Regions from separate parts of the Homo sapiens genome. Here region 2 is linked to region 1. A link is a loop called in an ENCODE intact Hi-C map of the cell type or tissue named here. Cell type or tissue: tibial artery. All regions are shown on one strand. Each heading gives the region's core, and the rest is flanking DNA. Links, peaks and the distances in the headings are about the cores only.

Region 1 (14,598 bases), core at 3,259-11,258:
CCCACAAAGCCCTGAATCACTGTACCTTCATTTCCACCCCTCTTCCCCTTACAGCAAATAGCTGCCCGTTGCAGCTTGGCACAGTATAAATGATAATAGCCTTGAAGCAAGCCAGACTTGAGTTCGAGCCTGGCTTTCTAGGTATAGCATGGTCTGGACTGGAGTCCCTGCCCTGATCCAATATGGCCACAGTTTCCTTAGGGCTGAGCCATATCTTGTCTGTGCCTTCAGATGGGAAGCAACCAGGGGCTGGGATGCCCTAGGGAGGAAGAGTTGAGCACTCAAGAACTGGGGAACAGATCGGGGGGATAGCATGAGCCAGGCATGATGGCCTCTGTTACTCTTTACCAGACCGTTGGTCCCAGGAAGACATGCTGACTTTGCTGGAATGCATGAAGAACAACCTTCCATCCAATGACAGCTCCAAGTTCAAAACCACCGAATCACACATGGACTGGGAAAAAGTAGCATTTAAAGACTTTTCTGGAGACATGTGCAAGCTCAAATGGGTGGAGATTTCTAATGAGGTAACTGATCCCCCTTTTCTGACATACACACATACCCCCCACTCAGCGTGGTGGGGGAAGTGAAACAGGCTGTAAACAGGAAGGAAAGAGACCAGGAGAGGCATTCATGTGGTCTCCCGTTAGCTCTCTACCTGCCCCTTTGCATTTTGGGAGGTGGCACGGTTGACAGCACTGGCTTAAAGTTATGCCACTTTCTATCTGAGTGGTCTTGAGCCAAACAGCCTGAGCTGTGCTGAGATTGACGGAGGTGCTAGCATGCTGAGATTGACGGAGGTGTTAGCATGGACAACCAGGTTGAGGTCAGTTAGTCCCCTTGTTGCTGGCCTTTGGTGTGTACTGACTGCCTGGGCCTCTGCGGTAGGCATGGGCCAGTGCCTGGGTGTCATGCTGCCTGCTTCATTTGGCTGTTGGCCTCTGCTCTTCTTTGGTAAATTTAGTCTAGTAAAGAGTAGAAGAGACCCGTTATAAGATGGGGGTATACTACTGTGTGGCATTTTCCTTTTCCCAACTTCCCCTTCCTCCCACCCCTCTTCCTCCAGGTGAGGAAGTTCCGTACATTGACAGAATTGATCCTCGATGCTCAGGAACATGTTAAAAATCCTTACAAAGGCAAAAAACTCAAGGTGAGTTACTAGGAGGAGGAGCATGAGGGGTATGGGAGGAAAGGTCCAAAGAAGGGATGTATTTGACCTCCATTGTGTCCTTGTCCCTTCTTCCAGAAACACCCAGACTTCCCAAAGAAGCCCCTGACCCCTTATTTCCGCTTCTTCATGGAGAAGCGGGCCAAGTATGCGAAACTCCACCCTGAGATGAGCAACCTGGACCTAACCAAGATTCTGTCCAAGAAATACAAGGAGCTTCCGGAGAAGAAGAAGGTGGGGGGAGGAGAGTTAAGGTGGGAGGAGGGGAGAGGCTGGGAGCAGCTGGTGTGGTGTGGGTCAGTTGGAGGTAGGCCTTGGAGAAACCTGGCATCAGGGATGAGGGTGAGTCAGCACAGCAGAATAGGTCCTGGGCAGCCACACCTGATTGCCCCTTCCTCGGCCCACACATGGTCAGGCACAGGCACCATCACAGATGTAAACCAGACAGCAGGTGCTCAGACCAACCTTTCCCCCTACAGAAAACCCACAGCATTCTGTTTCAAGCTCTCTCTCCCCCATACACCCATCCTCACTGTTAGGCTCCGCAGCACTTCTTCACCCTCTATGACGTTTCCCGTCATGGTCTCATTTGATACTTGCAATGTCTTTATAAAGGTAACCCTAGGAAAAGGTTATCCCAGTTTTGTGGGCAAGGAACTGAGGTGCAGGAGGGTTAAGTGTCCCGGGTGACACAACTATTGATGCTAGAGCAGGATTTAGTGCCCCAGAGTCCCAGTCCAGTGCTGTTACTGCCACGTCCACCTGTGAAGTGCACTTCTCCACGCACACGTGTTCACTCAAGGACACACATTGTCCCTCCTGGCCTCATACTGTTCCTTGCAGAGGTCGGGCACTGTCCCAGACCATCAAAGCATTAACTCTGGGTGGAGGGTTGCCTAAGCCTCCCAGGCAGGGCTCAGTCACAGAGCTCAGGAGGTCCCTCCCAGAGATAGGCAGCAAAACATTGGAGGAGCCTGCAGATGGGACACGAGGAAGATGGGATGGGGACAGAGGACACAAAGAAGAGACACGGGACAAGGAGACAGAGCCAGGGATAGATGGGGAAGGGCAGCAGGAAAGACAAGAAGCACATCTGCTTGGAGAGGAAACAAAGTCATACACAGCCAGTTCTCAAAAGGGGGCACTGGCCGCTGCCATGCTATGAGTAGCCCTTTTTCCTGGTTGGCATACCCTGGCTGCAGACTCACATGCCCTTGGTGCTGTACCCAAAAAAGCCAGCTGTCTGCAACCACTGCCCAAGCAGAGAGGGGTATGGATTGCTGGAACTGTTGACCCCTTTGATGAGGATGTTGGACAGTTGACTGCACACACCCAAACACTCTCATGGGATGGGAGGGAGAGGCCAAGCTCTAGAGTCAGAGCCAGGGAAGGCCAGAAGAAACTGGTAGAGTGGACAAGGTGCTGTCCTGGGGGACACAAGACTTGGGCCTGTTCTCCTGGCTCTGCCACTGAACCGCTGTGTATGGGGCCTTTGGTAAGTCATTTCACTTCTGTGGGCCTGGTCTTTATGTGAGGTGAGCCAGGTCTGTGTGGTCCCCTTCAGGTCTAAAACTGTTTTGTCTGAGGAGGACTGAGATGGGGGAAGAGGAGGCTGAGCTCTGCTTCTGGTTTTCTGTGGGAACTGTGGGAAAGGAGCACTGCCTTTCTATGCCTGGTGCTTCTATAAGAGGCAGGGGTTGGGCTCAGTTGCCATGAGCTCCTGGCACCTGCCAGTGCCACTCTTGTGAGCCCGCGAGGATGAAAGAAGAGATGGACATTGTGTGGGAGCCAAGAGAGAAGGTCGATGAGGAAGAGAAAGAGACACATTGGAAAGGAGGAACAAGAAGGAGACTATGGAGAAGTGGGGAAAGATGCAGGGAGGGAGTGAGGTGAGAGTGGGGAGGCTAAAAAGGGGGTGATGAAGGGAAGGGAAGCCAAGTGGTGGGAAAGAATGAGTGGGCTGAGGGAGGGAGGGCTGGAGGGGCCAGACAGCCAGGATCCTGGAGAAAGAGAAGAAGGTGATGGTGTGAGAACTGGGCAGGAAGATGCAGGGTAGCTGGCTGAGACTTGTATTGGAAGAACTCGCTCTGGGTTCCCCTCCACACAATCTCCCCTCATGCCTTGGAAACAGGACTCAGCCCAGCCCTGGCCATAGATGTAGAGGCTACGTACAAGGGGACAGACTAATGTCAGCTGCCACAGACAGTGAGAAGAGGGAGTGACAGGAGCAAGGCCTGCACCCGACGCCACTGTGAGAGTTCTATGGTGTTGGAGAAACGAGTGGGGGAGGCTCAGCGCTGCCACTGCGCACTGTGTGACCGTGGGTAATGCCATGGCCCCCTTCTGGGACTCTTGCTCAGAAGGAGAGAATAGGATGTAGGATTCAGTGTCTGGGCGACCCCTGCAGCTCCCACCATCTGTGGTAGAAGCCAGCAGGTCTGCTCTGTGGTGAGTCCCGCCAGGAGGCGGGCAGGGCGCCAGCCTCCACTCCCTGCATCACAGCGTGGGAGGCAGAAGAGCCAGCGAGGAGGGGTCTGGGTGGCCTTCATAGCTCAGGGTGAGATACCCTTGGGTCCTGAGTGACCCCATCCCCTCCTCCCCCCAGATGAAATATATTCAGGACTTCCAGAGAGAGAAACAGGAGTTCGAGCGAAACCTGGCCCGATTCAGGTAAGGCAGTGGAGCCCAGAGGAGGGCCACGGGGCACTGGGGGCAGCAGAATAGGCTAACCCTGGCCAGAGCCTTGAGTTTGCCATCTCTGAGGCATGGAAGAGGATGGGTCACATGTGAGCCCTAGTGTGTCATGCTCAGGGACAGAGACAGGCAGGCAGCCACCGTCCCACTGAGCCCCAGCTGAAAGGCCCAGGAGGCTTGGTGGGTGGGGCAGCTAGCTTGAGTCTGCCCTGGCAGCGTCCCCTGCTGATCCTTGCTCCCCGTGTCCTGGCTAGGGAGGATCACCCCGACCTAATCCAGAATGCCAAGAAATCGGACATCCCAGAGAAGCCCAAAACCCCCCAGCAGCTGTGGTACACCCACGAGAAGAAGGTGTATCTCAAAGTGCGGCCAGATGTGAGTGTCCGGCCAAGGGTTGGGGGTGGAGGATGCACGGCGGTGGCCAGGGGGGAGCCGCGCCAGGTCGGCCGGGCACGGTGCAGGGGAGCAGGAGAGGAGGCCCCTCCCCAGGGGTGGGCTGCATGGACAGGGCCCGGGCCAGCTGGCGTGCAAGCGTGTGCGTGTGTGCGTGCGTGTATGAGCCAGTCCCCTTGCACCCAGGCGGGATCCCCGCCTCTCCGCCTTCCCCTCCTGGCCTGTGGGGGACACTGATGTGACCTCCCATGGCCTGAGGGGGCGGGGGCCTCTGTGCCCCCTTCCCCCTTCCCCCCTCCCCCTGCCCCTGGCTGCCTGTGCGTGTCTGACGGCTTTTGGTTTGCAGGCCACTACGAAGGAGGTGAAGGACTCCCTGGGGAAGCAGTGGTCTCAGCTCTCGGACAAAAAGAGGCTGAAATGGATTCATAAGGCCCTGGAGCAGCGGAAGGAGTACGAGGTTAGGCTTCCGCTGCGCTCCTCCCCGTCCGGCTCTTCACGAGCCTCTGCCCTCCGACTCCGTGGCCACCGCACTCTGCGGGAGGTGTCACTCCCCATCCCTCTGTTGAGGGAGGGGCCTTCTGGGCCCCTCACCTCTGCCCCTACCTTCCCCACCCCCCACCCCCATGAGATCTCAGGCTAGGGCAGGGCAGGGCACCACGTCTCGTGTGACACCACTGACGCGCAGCCACCCCCAGCTTTGCTCCCTGCCTGCCCTCCCCAGCGGCTCTCCCCCTGCCCCTGCCCTAGCTAACTCCACACCCCATTGCCCTCCGTCCCCCCACCTGGCTCTGCAGGAGATCATGAGAGACTATATCCAGAAGCACCCAGAGCTGAACATCAGTGAGGAGGGTATCACCAAGTCCACCCTCACCAAGGCCGAACGCCAGCTCAAGGACAAGTTTGACGGGCGACCCACCAAGCCACCTCCGTGAGCGCTGCCCTGGGATGGGTGGGCGAGTGGGCAGCTGGGAAGTTGGGCTGGGCTCTGCAGGTGAGAAGGCCTGCTGCCCTGCTCGCTTACGGGCTGCACCTCTCTCCCCGCGGCTCTGATAGGAACAGCTACTCGCTGTACTGCGCAGAGCTCATGGCCAACATGAAGGACGTGCCCAGCACAGAGCGCATGGTGCTGTGCAGCCAGCAGTGGAAGCTGCTGTCCCAGAAGGAGAAGGACGCCTATCACAAGAAGTGTGATCAGGTGAGCTGTGGCAGGGGCCACCCTGCCTTGGGGTTTTGAAGCATGAGGTCTGATCCCATCTTGGGCCAGTCAGTCCCTGGTGGCGTGTGCCTTGGGTACCTGCCTCCAATACAGTGTGGGGCTGGGCTGGGCTTAGCAACTGAGCCCGTCCAGGCAGGGAGTCCAGCCCACACCCAGGCTCTGGAGGCCCGCTGAAGGTCACTGTCCTCCGAGTACTGCAGGGTCTGTGGTGACACTGTCTCCAGACTGATCCTGACTCCACTCACTTTCCCAGAAAAAGAAAGATTACGAGGTGGAGCTGCTCCGTTTCCTCGAGGTGAGTGTTCCTCCGGTGGGGCAGTGGGCAGAGAAGACTGGGACTTGGCAGGCAGAGCCCTGGTGAGCCCCTGGAGATAGGGCACCATGCAGTCTGGGTGCCAGGCATGCAGCCCCGTGCTCCTCTTTCCTGTCCAGAGCCTGCCTGAGGAGGAGCAGCAGCGGGTCTTGGGGGAAGAGAAGATGCTGAACATCAACAAGAAGCAGGCCACCAGCCCCGCCTCCAAGAAGCCAGCCCAGGAAGGGGGCAAGGTGGGCAGAGGGTGCGGCCGCGCAGGCGGGGGTGGGCAAGACTGGGCTCCCTGGCAGCACCCACGGACCCCGACCCTCTGCACCTGGACAGGGCGGCTCCGAGAAGCCCAAGCGGCCCGTGTCGGCCATGTTCATCTTCTCGGAGGAGAAACGGCGGCAGCTGCAGGAGGAGCGGCCTGAGCTCTCCGAGAGCGAGCTGACCCGCCTGCTGGCCCGAATGTGGAACGACCTGTCTGAGAAGAAGAAGGTCAGGCTGCCTGGCGGAGCGCTGTGCCCCCAGGGGGGCTGCCAGGGCCCCCTCTTCCCCTTGGCGGGCCGTGCCACCTCGCCCCTGGCCGCCTGAGCCACGCGGTGCCTGGGCTGGGACGTGGGGCCGGCGCCCAGCAGCCGGAAGGCGGGAAGCTGTCAGCTGAGCGCCGCAGACCAGGCGGGGGCGAGCCCCAGGCGGGAGACATCTGCACCAGCCCATGCTTCTGCCCGCCGGCGGGAGCGCCTGGGCTGCTGCGCGGGGAGCGCGCGCCCCCTGGGGGTGGGTGGAAGGCTGACGCCCGGGCCATCCCCGCAGGCCAAGTACAAGGCCCGAGAGGCGGCGCTCAAGGCTCAGTCGGAGAGGAAGCCCGGCGGGGAGCGCGAGGAACGGGGCAAGCTGCCCGAGTCCCCCAAAAGAGCTGAGGAGATCTGGCAACAGAGCGTTATCGGCGACTACCTGGCCCGCTTCAAGGTGACAGGGGTGGGAAAGGGTAGTACTGCAGCCTCTAGCCCCGGGTGACCCCTCCCACGGCTGATACCCTTATTGGTCCCCAGAATGACCGGGTGAAGGCCTTGAAAGCCATGGAAATGACCTGGAATAACATGGAAAAGAAGGAGAAACTGATGTGGATTAAGAAGGCAGCCGAAGACCAAAAGCGATATGAGGTAGGAATGGGGCTGGGGCCACCCCATTCATTGAAAGCTCGGGAACTCCCCTTTGGTTGGGCAGCTCTGAGCAAGAAGTCCCAGCCTTGGTCTGTGACTCTCAGCAAGTCTCAGCTTCCTTCTCTGAACCTCTGTCTCTCATCAGTAAGGTGGGGGTGACATTGCTAACCTCCAGGCTGACTCGGAGGATGCGAGCAGTTGTGAAAGCACTTGTAAACTGTGGTGCCTGCCTCAGACGTGAGCTGTTAGGAAGTTGCTCACTAGCTACCTGTTTCTCCTCCTCCCTGGCACAGAAAAAGACAGCCAGCTAAGGTGCTGATGGCATGAGGCAGAAGGCAGCAGTATTTTGGGGGTGGGACTGGGGGGTGAGCGTGACCTTTCTCCCTCCAGAGAGAGCTGAGTGAGATGCGGGCACCTCCAGCTGCTACAAATTCTTCCAAGAAGATGAAATTCCAGGGAGAACCCAAGAAGCCTCCCATGTGAGCCTGGGGGTTGGAGTCTGCCCTGGAGGTCGGGGAGGGTCAGGGCTGGATGGCTGCTTTGTTGGGGTCCTGACCCTCCTTCTACCAACCCACCTCCCAGGAACGGTTACCAGAAGTTCTCCCAGGAGCTGCTGTCCAATGGGGAGCTGAACCACCTGCCGCTGAAGGAGCGCATGGTGGAGATCGGCAGTCGCTGGCAGCGCATCTCCCAGAGCCAGAAGGAGCACTACAAAAAGCTGGCCGAGGAGCAGCAAAAGCAGTACAAGGTGCACCTGGACCTCTGGGTTAAGGTGAGAGGGCAAGGGACCCTTGGAAGGAACAGAGAGGCATCAGACTAAGCCAGCACCATCCTAGCCTGGCCCATCCACCCACTTGTGCTGGCTGGTCTCATTCATGATTTCATTCCATGCCCTCGCAATCCTTCAGGATAACGGTCACTATCACCCTTTTATTTTTATTTTTTTTTTTATTTTTTGAGACAGTCTTGCTCTCCTGCCCAGGCTGGAGTACAGTGGTGTAGTCTCGGCTCACTGCAACCTCCACCTCCCAGGTTCAAGCGATTCTCCTTCCACAGCCTCCAGAGTAGCTGGGGCTACAGACATGTACCACCACACCTGGCTAATTTTTGTATTTTTAGTAGAGATGGGCAGGCTGGTCTCGAACTCCTGACCTCATGTGATCCGCCCACCTCGGCCTCCCAAAGCACTGGGACTACAGGCTTGAGCCACCGTCCGCAGCCACTATCACCCTTTTAAAAATAAGGAAACCAAGGCTCAGAGAGGTTAAGTAACTTGCCCAAGGTCACACAGTAAGTAGAAGAATCCAAATCAGACTGCCTTTTCCTCCCCCATCTGGGACCACGGGACCTCTCCTAGACTCCTGGCCTTTGTGCTTCCCCTCTGTGCTTTGGTTGAGTAGTCAGATCTGTAAAGTGGAGAGAATCACCTGTGTCCTTCCCACTCACCAAGGCAGGTTGGCCAAGGACCCAGGAAGACTGTGGGGATTTGCTGTTTCAGGAGTTTGGTGAGCCCCACTGCCTCATCGATGGCTCAAGGGTTTGGTGTTGGGGTGTGGTTGATGATGCCAGGCTGACTCATCACGGGGGCACTTCTTTGGAGTGAGGAAGACTCTGATAGGAGCTTCCATTTGCGAAAAGCAACAGGGAAAATGTGAAAACCAATAGTCTTAGTGGTTTAGAGAAGGACTCTGGGTATCAGAAGCAGAAATACTAGGGTTTGGGCCAGCGCAGTGGCTCACGCCTGTAATCCTAGCACTTTGGGAGCCCAAGGTATGAAGGATCACTTGAGGCCAGGAGTTCAAGACCATCCTGGGCAACATAGTGAGATTGCTGTCTCTACAAAAAATTATAAGGTAGCATGGTGTGGTGGCACATGCCTGTAGTCCCAGCTACTCTGGAGGCTGAGTTGGAAGGATCACTTGAGCCTGGGAAGGTCAAGGCTGCAGTGAGCTGAGATTGTGCCACTGCACTCCAGCCTGGGTGACAGAGCAAGACCCTGTTTCAAAAAAAAAAAAAAAAAAAAAAAAAAAATTAGAGCTGTGTTCTCAGATCCCAGGGGCTCTCTGCAGAGACCCAAAATCTAGGGAGCCTGGGAGGGGTAAGATGGGGTGATGATATATAAATGCTCAGCCCACTGCCTAGCACTGGGCCAGCATGCTCAGTCAGCAGTAGTTGGCTATGTTCCAACCCTTGCCGCTTCTGTCTCCCCCAGAGCCTGTCTCCCCAGGACCGTGCAGCATATAAAGAGTACATCTCCAATGTGAGTCTGGGAGCAGAGCAGCAGTGGGGTAGGGGTGGGGGAATTCAGGGGTGTCGAACTCATGGCTGCCACCTTTGTGTCCCCATCCTGCAGAAACGTAAGAGCATGACCAAGCTGCGAGGCCCAAACCCCAAATCCAGCCGGACTACTCTGCAGTCCAAGTCGGTAAGGAGCCCCTCCCAGATGCAGGGGCGTGGGGCGGGGGGCACTGCCTGGAATGGTTGGGCAGAGACCAGAGACCACTGATGTGCCTCCATCCCTCCAAGGAGTCCGAGGAGGATGATGAAGAGGATGAGGATGACGAGGACGAGGATGAAGAAGAGGAAGATGATGAGAATGGGGACTCCTCTGAAGATGGCGGCGACTCCTCTGAGTCCAGCAGCGAGGACGAGAGCGAGGATGGGGATGAGGTGGGGCAGACAGGGCACAGTGGGAGGGGAGGGGAGTCCTGCCAGGAGGGCCACCTGGTGACTCCACATCCTTTCTCACCCCCCAGAATGAAGAGGATGACGAGGACGAAGACGACGACGAGGATGACGATGAGGATGAAGATAATGAGTCCGAGGGCAGCAGCTCCAGCTCCTCCTCCTCAGGGGACTCCTCAGACTCTGACTCCAACTGAGGCTCAGCCCCACCCCAGGGCAGCCAGGGAGAGCCCAGGAGCTCCCCTCCCCAACTGACCACCTTTGTTTCTCCCCCATGTTCTGTCCCTTGCCCCCCTGGCCTCCCCCACTTTCTTTCTTTCTTTAAAAAAAAAAAAAAATACGGTGGGGGTAGGGGGCTGGAGGAGCCCAGGCCAGGACTCTGCAGCCTCAGAGACATCAGCCCTTGGGGGTCCTCCTCCAGGGACAGCAACTATCAGACTAAGCCAGCACCGGACCAGCCTGGCCCACCCCACCCACTTCTGCACTTGCGGTTCCGGCATGGACAATGGACCGGAGAGTGGGGGTGGGGGGTCCCAAAGAGTTTGATGAGGCCCTCCACACCTGCGGCCCAATCCAAGGTGGGGTGGAAGCTTGGGGAAGACCCATTCCTTCCCAGAGGGGCCTGCCACCTGGACCCCTGCATTGGAACTGGAGGCAGGGAACATGGGGAGGAGGAGGGTCGGTGCCTTCAAGAAAACAGGCACTGCCCTGGTGGCCCTCTCCCCTGCCCCCTGCAGGAAGGAGCTGCCTGGACCCGTTCATGGGGGAGGGGGCAGAAGTGTTTTTTATATATGTGTATATATTTTTTTTTAAGCTCTGAGCTGTCAACGAGACGTTTCCTACCGATCTCGGCTGCCGTCTCTGTTGTCATTTCTGGGAGAGGGAGGGTTTAGGGGTAGATTTGGAACCTTTTAAAAATGGTCTTGATGTATGTGGAAGAGAGTATGTGTATGTGTGTTCCTGTACATAGCATGGGTGCAGCTGTGGATGTGTGCAAAAGAGTGTGAGTGTGTGTGTGTGTGTGTAAAGGGGTCTGTCCTAGAGCCCACATCAGTTTGTTGTGAATCTGGAAAAAGGGTCGGTGAGGGCCGGGAGATGTTGACCCTGGTGGGAGCAGGCTGAGGCTGCCCCGTTCTCCACATCCTCTGTTTTGCCCAGTCTCTGATTCCATTAGGGGGAGTGTGCTGAAGCCATTCTCGGATGCTTCCCAGACCAGGCTCCCTCTGCCAGAGTCACATGCATCCGAGCTGCTGGTCTCCATTGTCCAGCAGGAAGGCGGAAAGGCAGGCAAGATGGTGTGAAGCTTAAAGCTTGTATTTGATGGAAAAGGTCTCCCCTGTTCATCTGAGAGGCCAAGCCTGGCCACCCCAGGCTCAGAACCTGGGCTTCAAGAAATGTGCTGGGAGCTCCTAACTTACACATCCCTCCAGCCTTCCTTGAATCCTCCCACCACCCCCTATTTCCTTTAATTTCTCAGGTCTGCTCCCTCCTCCCCCAACCCCACAGCTGGGCAAGAAGTCTGCAAAAGCTGCATCTGCAGCTGTCTCTAACTCTTCCCAGCCATCTCCCGTATTTTTTGGTACCTTGATTCCTTGACTCTTAATAAGCCAAGCCACCTTATCTCTGTAGTTCTTATTTTTTTGTTGACTAAATTTGGGGGGTTCTTTTTTATGGTCATGTCACTGACCTATTAAATTGGGGCTTGGTGCTTTTCCACCTTCCCCCTCTGAATGAAAGCCAAGGAATGGGGGAAGAGCGGGAACTCTGCCGCGGAGGTGGAGCAAGAACGGTGAAGGGCCCTGGTCCCAGAGAGGCTGGTGGGTCCCTCTCCCAAAGGAAGGCAGACAGTCTCTGCTTTGCCTTGGACCTTGGTGCTGGGGGTGGGGAGGCCTGGGGGGGACACTCCCCACTCCCATTCCCCTTCCTTTGTCCTAATCCTGGAATTAAGTACAGGGGTTTATAGGTTCTATTTCTTCCCAAGAGCCCTGCAAAGAACCCCAGTTTCCTATTTGGATGCCCCTACACTGTTGTGTTTCAGTGGAATGTATTTTCATTTAAAAACAACTTTGAATGGGGCACTTTTTCTTTCCTGTTTTAAAAATTGAAAAATTCTTACAGTACAAACAGGACTGTCAGGGTGGGGGTGTTGGTGCTGTAAGAGGTCACTCTTGAGTGCATTTTGGCACTGGGATGGGATGGCTGGGGTGGGAAGACCCCCATCCCCACCCCCAACTTCTTTTCTAATATTTAAGGAGTGTTTTGTAGGATTCAACAACCACCACAACTTGAATTTGTATCATGGGAGGTGGGAGGGAGTGGCTTAGAGGTGTCTGCCTATGCTTAAAGCCAACTGTGGAAGTTTTGTTTTCCCTTTTTTGTATAATAAAGTGAAAAACAAAGGTTTGACTGCTGTCTGGTCACTGGAATCAATGAAGGTTCACAGGGGTGACCCAACAGGTTTGATCTATAAAAATGCTTGAAGCCAATTTGCCTTTTCTTCCTAGAACTATCTTCCTCTTCCCTAAAGATTCCATAGGCAACCTACCTTCACATTGTTCTGTGCTACTGTTCTTGCCCTTTTCTCAATTCCATTTGTTCACCTTGGGTTGTGAGACCACTAAAGATTCTGAGAAGTTGGAGAACAAATGCATTTTCACCCAAAGTACATGGTCTTGGGGAATTGGAGGTGATGAGCTACTAGGGTCAAGGGTTCGCCCTGGGCATGCAAGCCTTCCTAGTGTAGGGCTTATCGTGGGGAGTTGAGGGAGCACGCTCTCACTTTGAGCCTTCAGCTCCATCCCAGGTTAAAGGTTAAGGGTTAAGGATGACTTTCCTAGGACCATCTAGGCCTCTGATGGGAAGCAGGCTGGGCTGGGCTGAGATGACTCACTCTCTGAGATTAAGGGAAGACACCCTTTCCTGCGCAGGCCTTGGCTGGGTTCCTGGAACCTCAAAGGGCTGCAGACCCAGGTCCTGTCGGAGAACTCTCTCCCAGCCCTTGCCCCTATCCTATAGTGGCCAAACTGCTAAAAAGCTTGTTGTGCCTCTTGGCCTCCCACTTACCACCATCCTTTGAGGTTCCTTGCTAAGGTCACCAACATGTTCATTACATCTGGTGAACACTTGTCTTGTCTTTTGCCTTCTTGGTCTACTCTGTTGGTGTCAGCTCTTCCTCATTTTATCCCAGGTGTTCATGTCTCTCCCTTCAACCTCCCATTATCACGCATATGCAACCATTCCGAAAGGTGGTGCCGACAGAGACTGCTCTTCCAAGCTGCAGACCTGTGTAGACACCCTTGCATCCCCTGGGATATCTTGCAGACATCTCATACCTCAAGACCCGAAATGATTACCAAACACTTAGTCGTTCAACCTAGAAAGCAGAGTATTGGCCTTGACTCCTCTCTCCCTTTCACCTCGAGGTTCAATCACCTAGACCTCTCCATTCCACTTCCTAAAGCTGTCTCAAATCTGTCGACCCCTCCCACAGGGTGGCTCCCACAGCTGCCACTCCCATCCTATTTCAGGCCACCATCATTGCTCAACTTCTGCAAAGACCTCCTAAAGCTGGTCTTCCTGCTTCCACTCTCGCCCCCTACAGCCCATTCTTCACATGGCAGCCAAAATTATCTCAGAAATAAATCTGATTATTTCTGTACTGAAAATTTACCATGTCTTACCATGGCCCTACAAGGCTTGGCCCCCGCATTCCTTCTCTTATCTTCTCTCACCCTGCTCTTCCTAACCACTTACAACGATCCAACCAAGTGATCTCTTCTGTTCCTCAAACATGCCTACCTGCGGGGTCTTGGCACCTGTTCTCTCTGCCTAGAATGGCTATTCCTCCAACTCTACACATACCTGATTTTTTTTTTTCATTCTTTAAGCCTCAACTCACATGTCCTCTCACAGAGAAGCCTTTCCCAACCACCTGCTCTAGAGAGGCCTCCTCCATCTTCTTGTTTATGTATTTGTTTATTATCTATCTCCCCAAGTAGAAGACACCTTATCTGCTTGTTCATTACAGTAATCTCAGCACCTGAAACTGCCTGATATACATTTGACAATCAAGAAAGATTTGCTGAGTGGGTGAATAGGTCTGGCCCACAAGGCCCTTGGGGATCTGCTGCCCCCGTTAGCCCTCCCCCGACTCTAGCCACACTGACCATTCATGTCTCGAACATAACATGCTCTCTCCTAGGGCCTATACACATGGTGTTCTCTCTGCCTAGTTAATTCTGGTCTCCACTTAAAAGACCACTTCCTTCCCTGAACTCCTGAGAAAAAAGGTCTCCACACTATACGTTTCTTCAGCAGCCTGAATGCCTTCACACTCAGGCCTTATTTCCTTCACATCAGGCCTTGCTAGGCTGTAAGCTGCGCTAGGACAAGGTTTGTGTGTCTCTCTTGCTTGTTGCTGTAACCCCAGGGCCTCACCCAGAGTCAGGACCAGCTCAGGCCTTAGTGTTTATGAACTGGTGCTAACTGTGGAGACTGGGCACGTGCCCAAAGAGGTCACCACCACAGAGCAGCCCAGGCCAAGCACAGAATGAATAGTACAGTCTAGTTGTAAAGAAGTTTGGTATGAGGATGGCCATGGGTGGGGATATGAGGAAGGATTTAGGTAAACAGGGAGAAGCCAGGAGGATTTTCTGGCCATGGCGCAAATTCCTTAGGGCAGAATGTACTGGGCATATTTAGGTAAGAAACAGATCAGCATCACTGGAGTGAAGAATTCCTGAAAAGGAGGCGGGAGATAAGAGAAAACAAAGGTTGAGGCGATGTTGTTGAAGTTCCTGAAGACCTAGCTTACTTCTCTGTGCCAGACCTGAGTTCAACCACCTTTTGGGTCTCCATCAGCTGATCCCACAGTAACCTCAATATATCCCAGACTGAAGTCATCCTGTGTCCTCCCATGTCCTCCCCTGAGTTCCCCATCCTAGTAAAGGTGTTTTCAAGACCTCCCTCTCCTTTCCTCCAC
Region 2 (14,598 bases), core at 3,742-11,741, 290 kb before region 1:
ATCAAGTTTATTGCCTTTAATGTGTCAAAAATTACTTTGATAATCCATGTAAAGTGTTAAGCATAGCGCCTGATATACAGCCAACTATCAGGTCCTTCAGTTCTGGAAAATGTTCACGTGTTATTTCTTGTATTACTACTTTCATATATTGTTGACAGGGACTGATTTTCTTCTTCTTTTTTTTTTTTCTTTTTTCCAAGACAGGGTCTCACTCTGTCACCCAGGCTAGAGTGCAGTGGTGTGATCACTGCTCACTGAAACCTCAACCTCCCAGACTCCGGCGATTCTCCCACCTCAGCTTCCCAGATAGCTGGGACTACAGGCACACACTGCCACGCTGGCTAATTTTTGTATTGTTTCTAAAGACGGGGTTTCTCCATGTTGCCCAGGCTGGTCTCAAACTCCTGGCCTCAAGTGATCCGTCCACCTTGGCCTCCCAAAGTGTTGGGATTACAGGTGTGAGCCGCTGTGCCCAGACTGTTCTTTTTTCTTTGTGTGTGGGGGGGTTTTGTTTGTTTTGTTTTGTTTTTGAGACAGTCTCATTCTGTCGCCCAGGCTGGAGTGCAATGGTGCAATTTCGGCTCACTGCCACCTCTGCCTCCTGGGTTCACACAATTTTCCTGCCTCAGCTTCCGAAGTAGCTGGGATTACAGGCATGTGCCACCACTCCTTGCAATTTTGTATTTTTAGTAGAGACGGGGTTTCACCATGTTGGCCAGGCTGGACTCGAACTTCTGACCTCAGGTGATCCACCTGTCTTGGCCTCCCAAAGTGCTGGGATTACAGGCATGAGCTGTTGCACCCCGCTTGCCTGCCTTGCCTACCTGCCTGCCTCCCTCCCTCCCTTCTTCTCTTTTTTTTTTTTTTTTTTTTGAGAAGGCGTCTGGCTCTGTCACCAGCCTGGAGTGCAGTGGCGTGATCTCGGCTCACTGCAACCTCCGCCTCCATGGTTCAAGCGATTCTCCTGCCTCAGCTTCTCAAGTAGCTGGGAGTGCAGGCATGCGCCACCACGCCCAGCTAATTTTTGTATTTTTAGTAGAGACGGGGTTTCGCCATGTTGGCCAGATGGTCTCAATCTCTTGACCTCGTGATCTGCCTGCCTCGGCCTCCCAAAGTGCTGGGATTACAGGCGTGAGCCACCATGCCTGGCCCCTTCCTCTCTTTCTTTCTCTCTCTCTTCCCTTTTCTCTCACTCTCTTTCTTTTTCTTCTCTATCTCTCTCTCTCTCCCTCCCTCCCCCCTCTCTCTCTTTCTTTTGAGAGAGGGTTTTGCTCTGTCACCCAGGCTGGAGTGCAGGGGTGTGCTCACTGCAGCCTCAACCTCCCAGGCTTAAATGATCCTCCCACTTCAGCCTCTCAAGTAGCTGGGACTACAGGTGCACGCCACCACACCTGGCTAATTTATTTTATTTTATTTTTATAGACAGGGTCTTACTGTGTTGCCCACGTTGGTCTTGATTTTCTTTTTTCTTTAGAGACAGGGTCTTGCTCTGTCTCCCAGGCTGGAGGAGTGCCGTGGTGGGATCATAGCTCACTGCAACTTCGAACTCCTGGGCTCAAGTGATCCTCTGGCCTCAGCCTCCCGAAGTGCTGGGATTAGAGGTGTGAGCCACTGTGCCTAACTGACAGGTACTTTTTGTGACAGAGGTTGAGTTTGAAATCCAGGTTTACCTGATGGCAATGCCTTTGTTTATAAACCCTAGAATAAATCTTTTCCTCTTCATCTTTGTGTCTTCTGTAGCACCTCAACCATAACACTGAATATATGTTTCTGTAATTGTTTTGCTCTAAAATATCCTTCAGTGGCTCCCAGAGAAAATTTATTTGAGGGCTTGCAGGTCAAAAAAATGTCATTTTTCCCTCTCATAGTTGATTAATGGTTTGGCTGGGTATAGATTTCTAAGTTGGTGTATTACTGCCCAGTCTTCTCTTCTCTGGAGAAGACCAACATCATTCCAATTCTCAATCCTTCATATGTGACCTAGTTTTCCTCTCTGGAAGCCTTTAGGAGGTTCTCTTTGTCCCACGTGCCCTGAAATTTCACAACACTGTGCCTGGCAGCAAATTCTTTTTCATCCATTGTTTTGGGATCTCTCAATTTAGAACTCAGGCCCTTAGTACTAGAAGATGTTCACACATTATTTAATATACTTAAAAAAATTGATTTCGAATCCTTTTTTGTTTGTTTGTTTTTAAGGGATAGGGTCTCACTCTGTTGCCCAGACTGGAGTGCAGTGGCTATTCACAGGCATGATCATAGCACACTACAGTCTCGAACTCCTGGACTTAAAGCTATCCTCCTCCTTCAGTCTTCCCAGTAGCTGGGATACAGGCGTACTCCACCATGCCCAGCTTTTTATTTTATTGTATTTTATTTATTTATTGAGATGGAGTCTCGCTCTGTTGCTCAGGCTGGAGTGCAATGGCACAATCTCTGCTCACTGCAACCTCTGCCTCCCAGGTTCAAGCAATTCTCCTGTCTCAGCCCCCCTAGTAGCTGGGATTACAGGCACCCGCCACCACGCCCAGCTAATTTTTGTATTTTTAGTAGAGACAGGGTTTCACCATGTTGGCCAGGCTGGTCTCGAACTCCTGACCTCAGGTGATCCACCTGCCTCGGCCTCCCAAAGTGCTGGGATTACAGGTATGAGCCACCGCACCTGGCCACCATGCCCAGCTTTTTAATATGCTTTTCTTCCATTTTCCTTTGTTATTTCTGTAAGTCCTACTATTCAGATATTGAATTGATGCCAACATGTTCTTATTCATTCTTTCCCATTTTCCACCTCATCAATTCAGTGAATATTTAGTGCCTACTATGTGCCAGTCATTAGTCTTGGTGCTGGGGAGATAGAAAAACAAAACTAAGAAAAATCTCTGCCCTCATAGAGTTTATATTACATACTAGAAAAGTGATAAGTACTTTTGGGCTGGGCGTGGTAGCTCATGCCTGTAATCCCAGCACTTTGGGAGGCCGAGGTGGGTGGAACAACTGAGGTCAGGAGTTTGAGACCAGCCTGGCCAAAATGGCGAAACCCCATCTCCACTAAAAGTACAAAAACTAGCCTGGTGTAGTGGTGCTGGCTTGTAATCCCAGCTACTTAGGAGGCTGAGGCAGGAGAATTGCTTGAACCCAGGAGGCAGAGGTTGCAGTGAGCCGAGATCACACCACTGCACTCCATCCTGGGCAACAAGAGCAAAACTCCATCTCAAAAGAAAAAGAAAAAAAGAAGTAACTTTTTGCCGGGCAGGGTGGCTCACACCTGCAATCCCAGCACTTTGGGAGGCTGAGGCGGGTGGATCATGAGGTCAGGAGTTCAAGACCAGCCTGGTCAACATGGTGAAAACCTGTCTCTACTAAAAATACAAAAGTTAGCTGGTCATGGTGGTGGGCACCTGTAATCTTAGCTATTCGGGAGGCTGAGGCAGAGAATTGCTTGAACTGAGGAGGCGGAGGTTGCAGTGAGCCGAGATTGCACCACTGTACTCCAGCCTGGGCAACAGAGTAAGACTCCATCTCAAAAAAAAAAAAAGTACTTTTTGAATAAAGACTAGAAGATGAAGGGCCAAGCCAAGGAGATATATAAGAATGATAAGCAGAAAGAACAGCGAATACATAAGCCCATGGGTGAGGCAGGCTGAGGCAAGAACAGGCCTGATGGGATCAAGGTACAGCCAAGAGGCCCGTATGTCCAGAGAGAAGGGAAACAGGGGTGGAGAGAGGAAGATGAGGTCTGAGAGGTGGGGCGGTGAGAGGTGGGGTGGTAAGAGGTGAACTTTATATTGTGAGTGACGTGGAAAGTCACTGTGCGTTGAATCAGGGGACAACATATGTGATCTGATTGACCTTTAACAGATCACCAGAGCTCCTTTGTAACATGTATGCTGCCAGGGTAGAAGCAGAACACGTAGTAGCTACTGCAATAATTCAGGAGAAAGTAAAGGTGGTTTAGACCAGGGCGTCTTTTTAGTCTGTTTTCTGGGTGATTTCCTGAGTAGCTGGGATTACAGACATGCGCCACCCTGGCCGGCTAATTTTTTTTTTTTTTCAGATGGAGTGTCGCTCTTGTCACCCAGGCTGGAGTGCAGTGGCGTGGCCTCAGCTCACTGCAACCTCCACCTCCTGGGATCAAGCGATTCTCCTGCCTCAGCCTCCTGAGTAGCTGGGATTACAGGTACTCACCACCACGCCTGGCTAATTTTTGTATTTTTAGTAGAGACGGAGTTTCACCATGTTGGCCAGGCTGGTCTCCAACTCCTGACCTCAAGTGATCCACCTGCCTTGGCCTCCTAAAGTGGTGGTATTATAGGCATGAGCCACCACACCCAGCCCCAAAATTTCTTTTTTTTTGAGATGGAGTCTTGCTCTGTCGCCCAATTCCCCTGCCTCAGCCTCCCGAGTAGCTGGGATTACAGGTGCACACCACCACGCCCGGCTAATTTTTTTGTATTTTTAGTAGAGACGGGGTTTCACCATGTTGGCCAGACTGGTCTCGAACTCCTGACCTCAGGCAATCCGCCTGCTTCAGCCTCAGCCTCCCAAAGTGCTGGGACTATAGGCATGAGCCACCGCGCCGGCCAAAAGTTCTTTCTTAAACTCAATATCCTTTTTTCTTTTTTGGCATCCCATGCCCCTTGATGCAGTCTCTTATTTCCTGATGTGTTCCCTTGTACCCTGATGTGATATAATGTCTCCGTGGATGTTGATAATTCTTTTGATGGTTTCTTCTGTTCCTTTCATTATCTCTGGTTCCTCTGAATTCGTTTTTTGGGGGAGGGGGGCTGTTGCTGTCATCATAGCTCACTGCAGCCTCCAAATCCTGGGCTTCAGCAATCCTCTTGCCTCAGCCTCCCAAGTAGCTGGGACCACAGGTGCATGCCACCACGCCTAGTTTTAAAGTTCTTTTGCAGAGTTGGGGTCTTACTACAATGCCCAGGCTGGGGGTGTTTCTATCTTTCCTGTTACAGGTTCCCTTCAAATGTCTGGCATTCTTTGGCTATCCATTCATAACAAGGCACTAAAAAGCTGAGTGAAAGGTCTGTGTGGATGGGGCTTCCTGAATGATGGACTTCTCTGTGGAGTATTTGGGCAGGAACATGATCTTTATGTAGGAAGACACCTCCCTACCCTCACTCCCATTGTTGGTACATGAAGCATTTTCTTCCCTAAGCTAGTCAATTTTCTAGAGAGGGTTCCTATGTTCTTTTGTTGGAGAAGTCAGACTCTCTGGCCAGAATGGAGGCTTTACCATATCCTCCCATTTTCAGCATGGTTGCTCCTTCTCACCTATAAAGTCCAGTCTCTCTGGTTCAGCCTTTCCAGAGGGAAAACCTCTAGTTTGCTACCTGGGTGGGAAAAGAGACATCGAATCATCAGTGGCACCAGGGGCTTCTACTTCCTGAGCCTTTCTGGTGCACTTTAGCATTGATCAACTTCTTTCCTGTCTTCTCCTACTCTATGACTTCTTTTTCTCCACTCTACTAAAGTCATTTCCATTTATCTGTGCTCTCTGGCCTCCAAAATGTTGACATCTGTTGTCTGCCATTGTCTCTTCTCCAGGTCTCTTTGTCCATGTGAATTTATGCACTTCTTATTCCTCTGCTGTCATTTCAGTGGGCTTTTGAGAGGAAGAAGAGGTCAGTGTGATGTGTATCCTCGTGATTCAATCTTTCACGCTACCCTTAAGTCTCTTTACAATGTTTGAGCCAGGCTCGGTGGCTCACGCCTGTAATCTCAGCACTTTGGGAGGCTGAGGCGGGCGGATCACAAGGTCAGGAGTTCCAGACCAGCCTTGCCAACATGGTGAACCCCGCCTCCACTAAAAATACAAAAAAAAAAAAAAAAAAAAAAGTCCGGGCGAGGTGGCTCACGCCTGTAATTCCAGCATTTTGGGAGGCCGAGGCAGGCGGATCACGAGGTCAGGAGATCGAGACCAGCCTGGCTAACACGGTGAAACCCCGTCTCTACTAAAAATACAAAAAATTAGCCGGGCTTGGTGGCGGGCGCCTGTAGTCCCAGCTACTCGGGAGGCTGAGGCAGGAGAATGGCGTGAACCCGGAAGGCGGAGCTTGCAGTGAGCCGAGATCGCGCCACTGCACTCCAGCCTGGGCGACAGAGTGAGACTCCTTTTCAAAAAAAAAAAAAAACAAATGAGCTGGGCTTAGTGGTGGGCGCCTGTAATCCCAGCTACTAGGGTGGCTGAGGCAGGAGAATCTCTTGAACCTGGGAGGCGGAGGTTGCAGTGAGCCGAGATTGCGCCACTGTACTCCGGCGACAGTGCGAGACTCCGTCTCAAAAAAAAAAAAAAAAAAAGAATACAATGTTTGAATTCTGTGTGCCCTGCCTCCCCTTAGATGGAAGCGTAGGCTGAAGCATGGGTGGGGCAAAGGGTAACAGCTAGAAAATACACACCCTTCCTCAAAAAATTACATTCCATTTGACTCTTTCAGGGCAGGGTAAGACCCATTTTTCCATTGTGTGATTTCTGTCAACTACTCTTTTCAAAAGGAGAGAAGTCCTGCCACCCTTCTATGTGTTTTATGTATTTTGGCTAAGAGTCCTGGAGCACTGGGTGAGGTCCTCAGAAGGGATGGAAAAATCCGATTCTTGACTCTCATAGTCAGCGCTAGGCAGGAGCATCAGAGATTACTGAATCCAATTTCCCTATTGTATAAAAAGGAAACTGAAGCCCAGAGAGCTTTAGTCGATCTGGATCAACTTCGGTCCCTTGTGAAATACTTCTCTCAAAGGATGGCTCGAAGTCAAGCTCCTTGCAGTCTTTGGGCCTTTGGGTCTAACGTTCCCTATGCCCCAATGCTGTAGGCTCCTCGCTGTGCCTCGGTCAAAGGTCCTTTCAGAGACTGTCCCTCTCAGCACTGTGGCCAGTTTTACTTTTTTGTGGCACTTGTTGATATTTAAAAATATTTATTTTACGAGTTATGTGAGTTCTTCCACTGGAATGAAATCCCCATAAGAGGAGATCATTCCTGTCTCGTTCACCGTTGAATCCTCAGGGTGAGCTGAGATTCGAAGCTAAGCAGTCTGGCTCTAAGGTCGCGCTTTCGGCCCAACATTATGCTGCTATTTAGTGAAGACGATGGACTTCTGCGCACACGGGGAAGCAACAGTGAGAAAAGACACCCGGAAGTGAGCAACAGCAAAACATCCAGATTTGTCCGCACGGTGCCCCCTCTGACCTTTCCCTCCGGAAGCTCTCGCGGCTCTCGGGCGGGAGTGCGCACGCGCGGCCACCGGGGTCGCTCCGGGTCGCGCGCGGAGCAGGGGCTAGAGGGAAGGGTCAGCCTCCAGGGCTGGCAGGCGCCTGCGCCGCGGGGCTCCCGTCAGGACGCGCATTCTCGCTCCCTCCCTCGGCTGCGCGCGCCCGGTGGGCGTGGGAGGAGGCGGGGAACCGGGGAGGGGTGGGTGTCGCAGGAGGGAAGGAGCGAACCGGAGAGCGTCGTCCTGAGAGGAGTGAAGGCGGCAAAATGGCGGACCGCTTCTCCCGCTTCAACGAAGACCGAGACTTTCAGGTAAACACGGGCGTCGCCGAGGATGCGGGGAAGGCGCTGGTCTAGCCCAGAACCTCCTTCATCTCCGGCTCCCAGCCCTCTTTCCTTCCAGTTTTGCTCCGACTTGCGAACCAGCTCGCTCTTCTCCCGTCTCTGCTTTCTCAAGAGGCCTCCCGGCTTGAGGGAGGCCGCATCTCCTCGCACCCGCATTCTCTTACCCCTGAAACTCAGGCCGCGGGGCTTGCGGCTTCCGCCTGTTTGGCATCGGATTTCGGAACCGGGCCTGAGCGCCGTGTGAGGGGCTGTGCCCTCCAGGTCTGCCCGATCTGTGCCGGCGAAGGGCTGGCTCCCAGGGGACAAGAGGGGTGGTTGGGTTGGGCTGAGAGGGCTTGGGGGAGAGTATTGCTGAGGCCAAGGCTTCCGAACCCCGGGATTTTGCTCTCACGGATCCTTTTGGGGTCCTTCTCTTTTCTTTCTTCACTGTGATAAATCAATTCCTTTCATTGTCTGCTTTTCCTCTTCCTTACCTGGGAAAAGGTTGCCTTCGCTATCAGACGCCTTATTGGTTAGTCATACATTGAGATTTCGCGGGGCATAAGTGTTGCTGTTATTAGGCTGTTAATTGGGCTTGGAAAGCAGTAAGTTACTGGACTATGATCCGATGTGAGCCTAACCTCAAATCCTATCTCGAAAGATTTGTGAGAAGCGTGATGATAATAGGCCGTCCACGCATGGGGTCACTAGTGCCAAAAGCTTGATTTTTCTTTCTTCAATTGCAAATGTTAGTATGGAAAAATGCCCTTACGATGGCAAGCTCTATTGAGTAAAAAATAAAGGCCAAATTAGAATAACTTGTTTTTTCGCTGTTGAAAATACCTTTCTGTTGAAATTGTTACCGCGGAAATCTCGAAGACTAAAAGGGATTTAGTAGAGATTGGCTATTTCTAGGTAAAATACATCCGTAGAGTCTCAAAAAAAAAAAAAAAACACTGCATTACTACCGCATATCCTGGCAACTGCAATTTGGGTCGGGATGAATCTCAGAACTCAAGTTTTTATCCCGCTGCAGATCCTACTCAAAGCAGTACGAAAGCACTCTAGATGTGTTTCAGAAGGCAGTTTAAAGAGTTTGAATTCCCTGAGATGATAGGATTGGTAAATAAATAGGTAAAGCAGTTTAACAATTTTAACTCAGCACTGTTAACAGTCTAGTACATAGAACGCTTATGAGAAGTTTTGCAGCAGTAAGGGATCTGGGGGCTGTTAAAAAGCCTTGTGATCATGCGCCTGCTGTATAGCTGCAGCACAATACAGGAGAGTCTCAGGATGTTCTAAGGATATAATGCAGATTCACCAAAGTTTGAAGCAGTTCATGTTAGCCTTTTGATCCCTGAGAAATATATATATATACACACATATATATATATTAGCAAGCACTATAAAATATGAGTTGGCTGCAAGGTGTATGAGCTTTATTGATTTTTAAATTACCGGTAGAGACATACTGATAACTAAAGCCCGCAAATGCTTTTCAGAGGAGAGAATAATCTCAAGGTGACCTAATAAAATCGAAAATAGATAATATGGACAGTTAAGTTTTGAGGGAAGATGACTGTCAACCACAGAATTCCAGCAGGCTTAGCAAACAGGATTTTCAGGGCCTTTAATGAAGATTTTGAAAATTGTGGATAGCAGAGTGTGAATGCTGTTTCCTGAAAAACATTCAGGGGGTTAGCCTGTACTTTTTCAATACTCAGTTTCCAAGTAAGATGACCCTGTCTTCTGATGCTTTAGTTGGGTATTGCAAAACCCGATTTTGGTTTCATGGTAGTCCTTTGAAGATGATACGTATACTTCATTTTCTGCTTATATGTTGAAAGAACCAACCCCTGTTAAATTGGGTCAGCCAGGAAAAATTTTTTTTTTTTTTGAAATGGAGTCTCGCTGTGTCGCCCAGGCTGGAGTGCAGTGGCACGATCTCGGCTCACTGCAACCTCTGCCTCCCGGGTTCAAGCAATTCTTCTGCCTCAGCCTCCCAAGCAGCTGGGATTACAGGCACCCGCCACCATACCCGGCTAATTTTTGTATTTTTAGTAGAGATGGGGTTTCACCGTATTGGCCAGGCTGGTCTCGAACTCCTGACTCGTGATCCGCCTGCCTCGGCCTCCCAAAGTGCTAGGATTACAGGTGTGAGCCATCGCGCCTGGCCGAAAATGTTGGTTTTTAAAATTCAGATGTCCTAGCATTTTGGGTAAATAGGGTATTGGGAATGGAAACCTTTTTAGACAGTTGTAAGATGTTAAAACTTTTATAAATTATGTTAACATTTCTAAAGTACATTCATTGAAAAATAAAGTGGTATTTTTCTAGATGTTTTAATAAAGGGAAAATACAGATTGACTTTCATTTAATGATGTATTTTGATTCAAAATTATTGGTGAGAGAATGTAATGTAATAGGATTCTCCTGTGAATAATGTATCTGAAACATTTTCAGCTTCAGGTTATTCAAAATTAAACGTGGCCTCCTTTTAAGGTTTTGGGTGAAGCCACTGACTATACTTGAAAACAAGTCATAGTAGGTTTCCAAACACAGTGGATAGATCTTGTTGCTTTCAACAGATCTTGTAGCACTGGAAATTGTTCATCTTCTCTGGTAAGTTCGAGATGACTTATTTTCTTTGCCTTTAATTTAGCAGGATGATTTAAAGTTGTAGAACTTCACTCTTTACCGGTTTATCAAGTGCAAATTTTGGAGAGTTTGATGTCTCTTGAAATTATTATGGAGTGAGGGAGTTGGGCTATTAAAATTTGTGAATACCTAAAGTTGCGAAGGTATTTTGTATATATAGTGAAAAGTTATAGTTAACAGTGGTATGCCACTTGAAGCACTCATGTATATAGAGATTAATAATTATCAGGGACCTAACTTTTTTTAATTGGTAACTTTATTATAATAACAAACAGGTCCTATTCCACAGGCTTTATGTGTCTTATCTCATAGTCTTCACTATAACCCTACGAGGTAGGTACTGTTATTACTGCCGTTTTCAGCTGAGGCACAGAGAATTAAGTAACTTAGCCAATTACATACATCTGTTAAATGGCAGAGCCTAAATTCATACTGGCTTTTGGATTCTTGTACTTGTCCTCATGACCATTCTGTCTGCTGCTGACAATTATACATTTTATGTAGCTGTAATTGGGTCATCAAATGTGGAGGATAGACTTATAGGTGACAAAGAATAAGGGAGCTTTTAGAAAGGTGATACAGTTCCAGTTTTTATTTTGTTTGGTTTTGTCCAGATCTGTCTCTTTCTGGTCTCCCAACGGCTTCTAGGGAGGCTTTCAACAATGATAAATTACATTGTGTCATAGAGGATATATTGTTACCTGTTTTAGTTTAGACATTCTTTTGTCTAGCCTTTTAAGTGTTTTTTTTTTTTTTAATCTTTGGAAATCTTTGTAATCTAAGCTGATGTATTTATTTTTACAAATGTTTTAAGAGTTTTAACTACTCCTTTAAGAATCTGGCCTCAATTTCTGAATGAGATATTACTTCTGCCAGCATTTACCAGATTAAGATATATTTGTTCCCAAATTGAAGTGTTACACAAACTAATGGAAAATGTATAACTTAAGATAATCAACACTTTGGATTACAGGTTCATTAAAGAAAGTTTTGTTTGTACAGTGATGTACAGCTAGCTATACGGTGCCATTAAGAAACAGTGCTTAGCATTTTATGGTTGCGCAGCTATTATTGGTGATGCAGCTGAATGCTGGTGAGGAAATGTTCTTTAGTATATGTACCTGCAGAGGACTGATGATTCGTGTTCCGAGTGTTCTCTGCATTTTATTTATTTATTTATTTTTTTGAGATGGAGTTTCGCTCTTGTTGCCCACCTGGAGTGCAATGGCACCATCTTGGCTCACCTCAACCTCCGCCTCCCGGGTTCAAGTGATTCTCCTGCCTCAGCCTCCCGAGTAGCTGGGATTTCAGGCATGTCCCACCATGTCCAGCTAATTTTTTTGTATTTTTTAGTAGAGACGGGGTTTCACCCTGTTGGTCAGGCTGGTCTCAAACTCCCGACCTCAGGTGATCCACCCACCTCGGTCTCCCAAAGTGCTGGGATTACAGGCTTGAGCCACCGCGCCTGGCCCTCTGCATTTTATTTCTAATGAAAAGGAACTACAGTAATAGATCAGTGAGTGATAAGTTGATAAGAGAAACAAGACATGCTATGTTAAAGGTCGTAATAAAAATACAGAAATTGCCCAAGAACTTTCTGTAATCTATGTAAGTAATCATAATGGTAAATAGCAATAAGCTAGTCATGTATTACATTTATGCAGTATGTTTGTAGGAATCCTCTTTGTGTTTCCATATGTAACCAGTATGTGACCCTTAGGAAATTCTTAGTTGAGACTATTAAGTGAAGAGGTTCATAGTTTTAAGATATTTAAGTCACAGAAGCATATTAGTGTATTTTCTGTATGTAATATAGTTGGCATTGTAATTCAGGTATGCCAGATATGACACATGGACAAGTGTTTTAAATCGTTTTTCCTATGTCTCGCTCCCGTAATCTGGAAGAAATGCCACAAGCTGTGAAAATTAATGTCAGTTTGGCTTGGGATACTGAAATTTATACAAAATCATTACTCTTCCCTGTCTCATAGTATGATAAGTGAAAAGGATTAGAATCAGGGCTGTACCAGTTTCAAAATACTGATGCTGAATTGACATGATTGTTAGCAAATGCAAAATGATATTGACATTGGTTAATACATTCTTAGGAGATCGAGAGTGACCAAAGTAAAGTCAGCATAAGAGAAGTTTCCCTGGAGGTGATTTGAAGGGTAAATGGTATATAATCACTTTTCAAATGTGGGACATATCAAGGACATCTCAACATCACAGAGAGAGACTTAAGTTGTAATTAGGAAAGATTGGGGTTGGGAAGAACTGTGATCAGAGGACTTCATGTGATGATGTATATTATTTGTTTTCAAAGTAGGCATGGGAGGCAGGAAGAAACAGATCTGGACAAATAGAGTATTATGCCGAGTATTATTTCAGGGCTCTTACAATACAGTCAAAATGATAGAAAAACAGGTACTCCTGTTGTACCTTTCCCTTTCTTCTATACATGTAACACAGTTCTCATTAGAGTACTGCAAAGGGATTCTTTCATCACAGTTTCTCATGTCTTTATGATAAATTGTATAACCAAAGCTAAAATTTGTGACTTAAAAATATTTCAAGATACATATGTAATAAGCTATCCTGATTGTGCTGCTTCATAATTGAGATACATTTCCATGTGATTTCTGTCTATCTGGGTACATGATAAAAATTTTTAAAAGGACAGTCTGTTTTTCTTTTCTTTTTTTCTTTTTTTTTTGGAGACAGTGTCTGGCTCTTTTGTCCAGGCTAGAGTACAGTTGTGGGATCTTGGCTCATGCAGTCTCCACCTCCTGGGCTCAAGCAATCCTCCCGCTTCAGCCTCCCAAGTAGCTGGGACTACAGGAATGTACCACCATGACTGGCTAAGTTTTGTACTTTTTTTAGAGACGGGGTTTCAACTTGTTGCCCAGGCTGGTCTTGAACTCCTGGGCTCAAGCGATCCTCCCACCTCAGCCCCCCAAAGTGCTGGGATTACAGGCATGCACCACTGCACCCAGCTGACAGTCTGTTTTTTTGATGTGGTCAAGACTTTTTTAAATTTAATTTTTTTAAATAAAAAATTCGTTTTTGAGACAAGGTCTCACTCTGTCACTCAGGCTGGAGTGCAGTGACGCGATCATGGCTCCTGGCAGCCTTGACCTCCCAGCTTCAAGTGATCCTCCCACCTCAGCCTCCTGAGTACCTGGGGCTACAGGTGTGTCACCAAGCCCTGCTAATTTTTTTCATTTTTGTAGAGATGGGGTTTCTCCATGTTGCCCAGGCTGGTCTCAAACTCCTGAGCTCAAGCTATCCTCCCACCTCGGCCCCTCAAAGTGTTGAGATTACAGGCATGTGCCACTGTACCTGGCCAAGATTGCCATTTTCTGAAAGCGTAGCAGAAGTTCATGAGATCTTAATTATGAATCAGAAACCTATGTAAAGTTTTCATTTTTGCTCTTGTGACTTAGTTTCTAGTATTTTATTAATGAAAATGGTTTCTAGCTTGAAGTAGATAGATTCCAGTTCGTGAGTTCTATTAAAATTCCTTCCCTGAAACAACTTGGTACTTTTGCTTGTAAGTCTGGCATTAATTTTCTTTTCATATTAGCATTACCATTTAGCATTAAGTGAAAGCAGATTCATGGTAATTACCAAAGGAATTACAGATGACCACCACAAATACTGAAAGAAGTCATTGATTTGATATTGCAGTGAATACCAGAAGATGTTGTAATAATTTTCCACTTATAAAAAGTGAATTGTCCATTTAACTCTGGAGGTCTAAGCAAATGTGCTTAATGCATATCGTATTAGTCAATGCAAAAAGTTAAATATGCCCAGGCTGAAAGAAGGTGTATAATGTATGGTCGTTCTTATACCAAATGATTTCTTTGGAATTTAAACAAATATGTTTAGTATTTTATTCCTAATTTAGGAAGAAAAAGCAACTAAAGTTGTTCTGACATTGTACACAGATGAGTAGCACGTAACTGTTATTTAGTAAGCCCCATAGATAGTAAGGAATAAAAGTTGTTAGTGAGCAAAACAGGAGTATCCTGCCATTTGCTTTAATTCTTCTTGTGATAGTTTTGAGGTACAATAATTCCTGTGTGCGTGTCACTCAAGCAACCAGAAAGTGTCTTTGTAATACGCATTTGGTCTCATCTCATGAAGTTCCAGTTGTTTGTTGTCATCCTTGTGACTCTTTGGTAATTACATTGATTTCAAAGAGGAATTCTAATTCATCTTACTGTTTCATAGAATTGAGACACAAAATAGCTTTACAGGTTTAAAGTTGTAATAGAAAAAAGTCATAGAGTTTTCTGACATTTTAATAATGACATTGTTGGAAAAGTCAGTACCTGTCTTATAGCCCCCATAACATTATTCTTCCAGAGTTAATAAGAAAAGAGGAGCTTAC

What was found. Peaks named below come from ENCODE experiments on the same cell type or tissue, not always from the same donor. Only the 100,000 strongest peaks of a DNase experiment are listed, where the experiment ranks them.
Region 2: it touches region 1 in a loop (3-fold over the local background); 17 of 110 quality-filtered maps call a loop at or near these places.

What each region holds. Positions count from the first base shown.
Region 1 is chr17:44,202,458-44,217,055 of GRCh38, reverse strand. UBTF (upstream binding transcription factor) reads left to right here. Exons shown (of 21, transcript NM_014233.4): 3 at 352-527; 4 at 1,067-1,150; 5 at 1,247-1,402; 6 at 3,774-3,838; 7 at 4,117-4,237; 8 at 4,602-4,712; 9 at 5,050-5,183; 10 at 5,309-5,450; 11 at 5,725-5,766; 12 at 5,904-6,017; 13 at 6,109-6,264; 14 at 6,583-6,738; 15 at 6,822-6,932; 16 at 7,323-7,411; 5 more. The coding sequence ends at 9,814. The region is part of intron 1 of ATXN7L3-AS1 (ATXN7L3 antisense RNA 1); the gene reads right to left. It overlaps MIR6782 (microRNA 6782), which reads left to right and starts at 9,217; the gene lies at 9,217-9,285. RefSeq lists silencers at 4,273-4,342, 6,361-6,655, 6,219-6,688, 7,109-7,158 and enhancers at 5,930-6,651, 6,361-6,655, 7,752-8,951, 9,593-10,093. In tibial artery, for the core only: a CTCF peak has its summit at 6,532 (motif pointing left); a DNase peak (open chromatin) is centred at 6,581; H3K27ac peaks cover 1,259 bases.
Region 2 is chr17:44,496,257-44,510,854 of GRCh38, reverse strand. GPATCH8 (G-patch domain containing 8) reads left to right here and starts at 7,449. Exons shown (of 8, transcript NM_001002909.4): 1 at 7,449-7,529. The coding sequence starts at 7,485. RefSeq lists a silencer at 7,166-7,515 and an enhancer at 7,616-7,715. In tibial artery, for the core only: no CTCF peak of the experiment used is centred there; DNase peaks (open chromatin) are centred at 7,294 and 7,788; H3K4me3 peaks cover 2,820 bases; H3K27ac peaks cover 3,013 bases.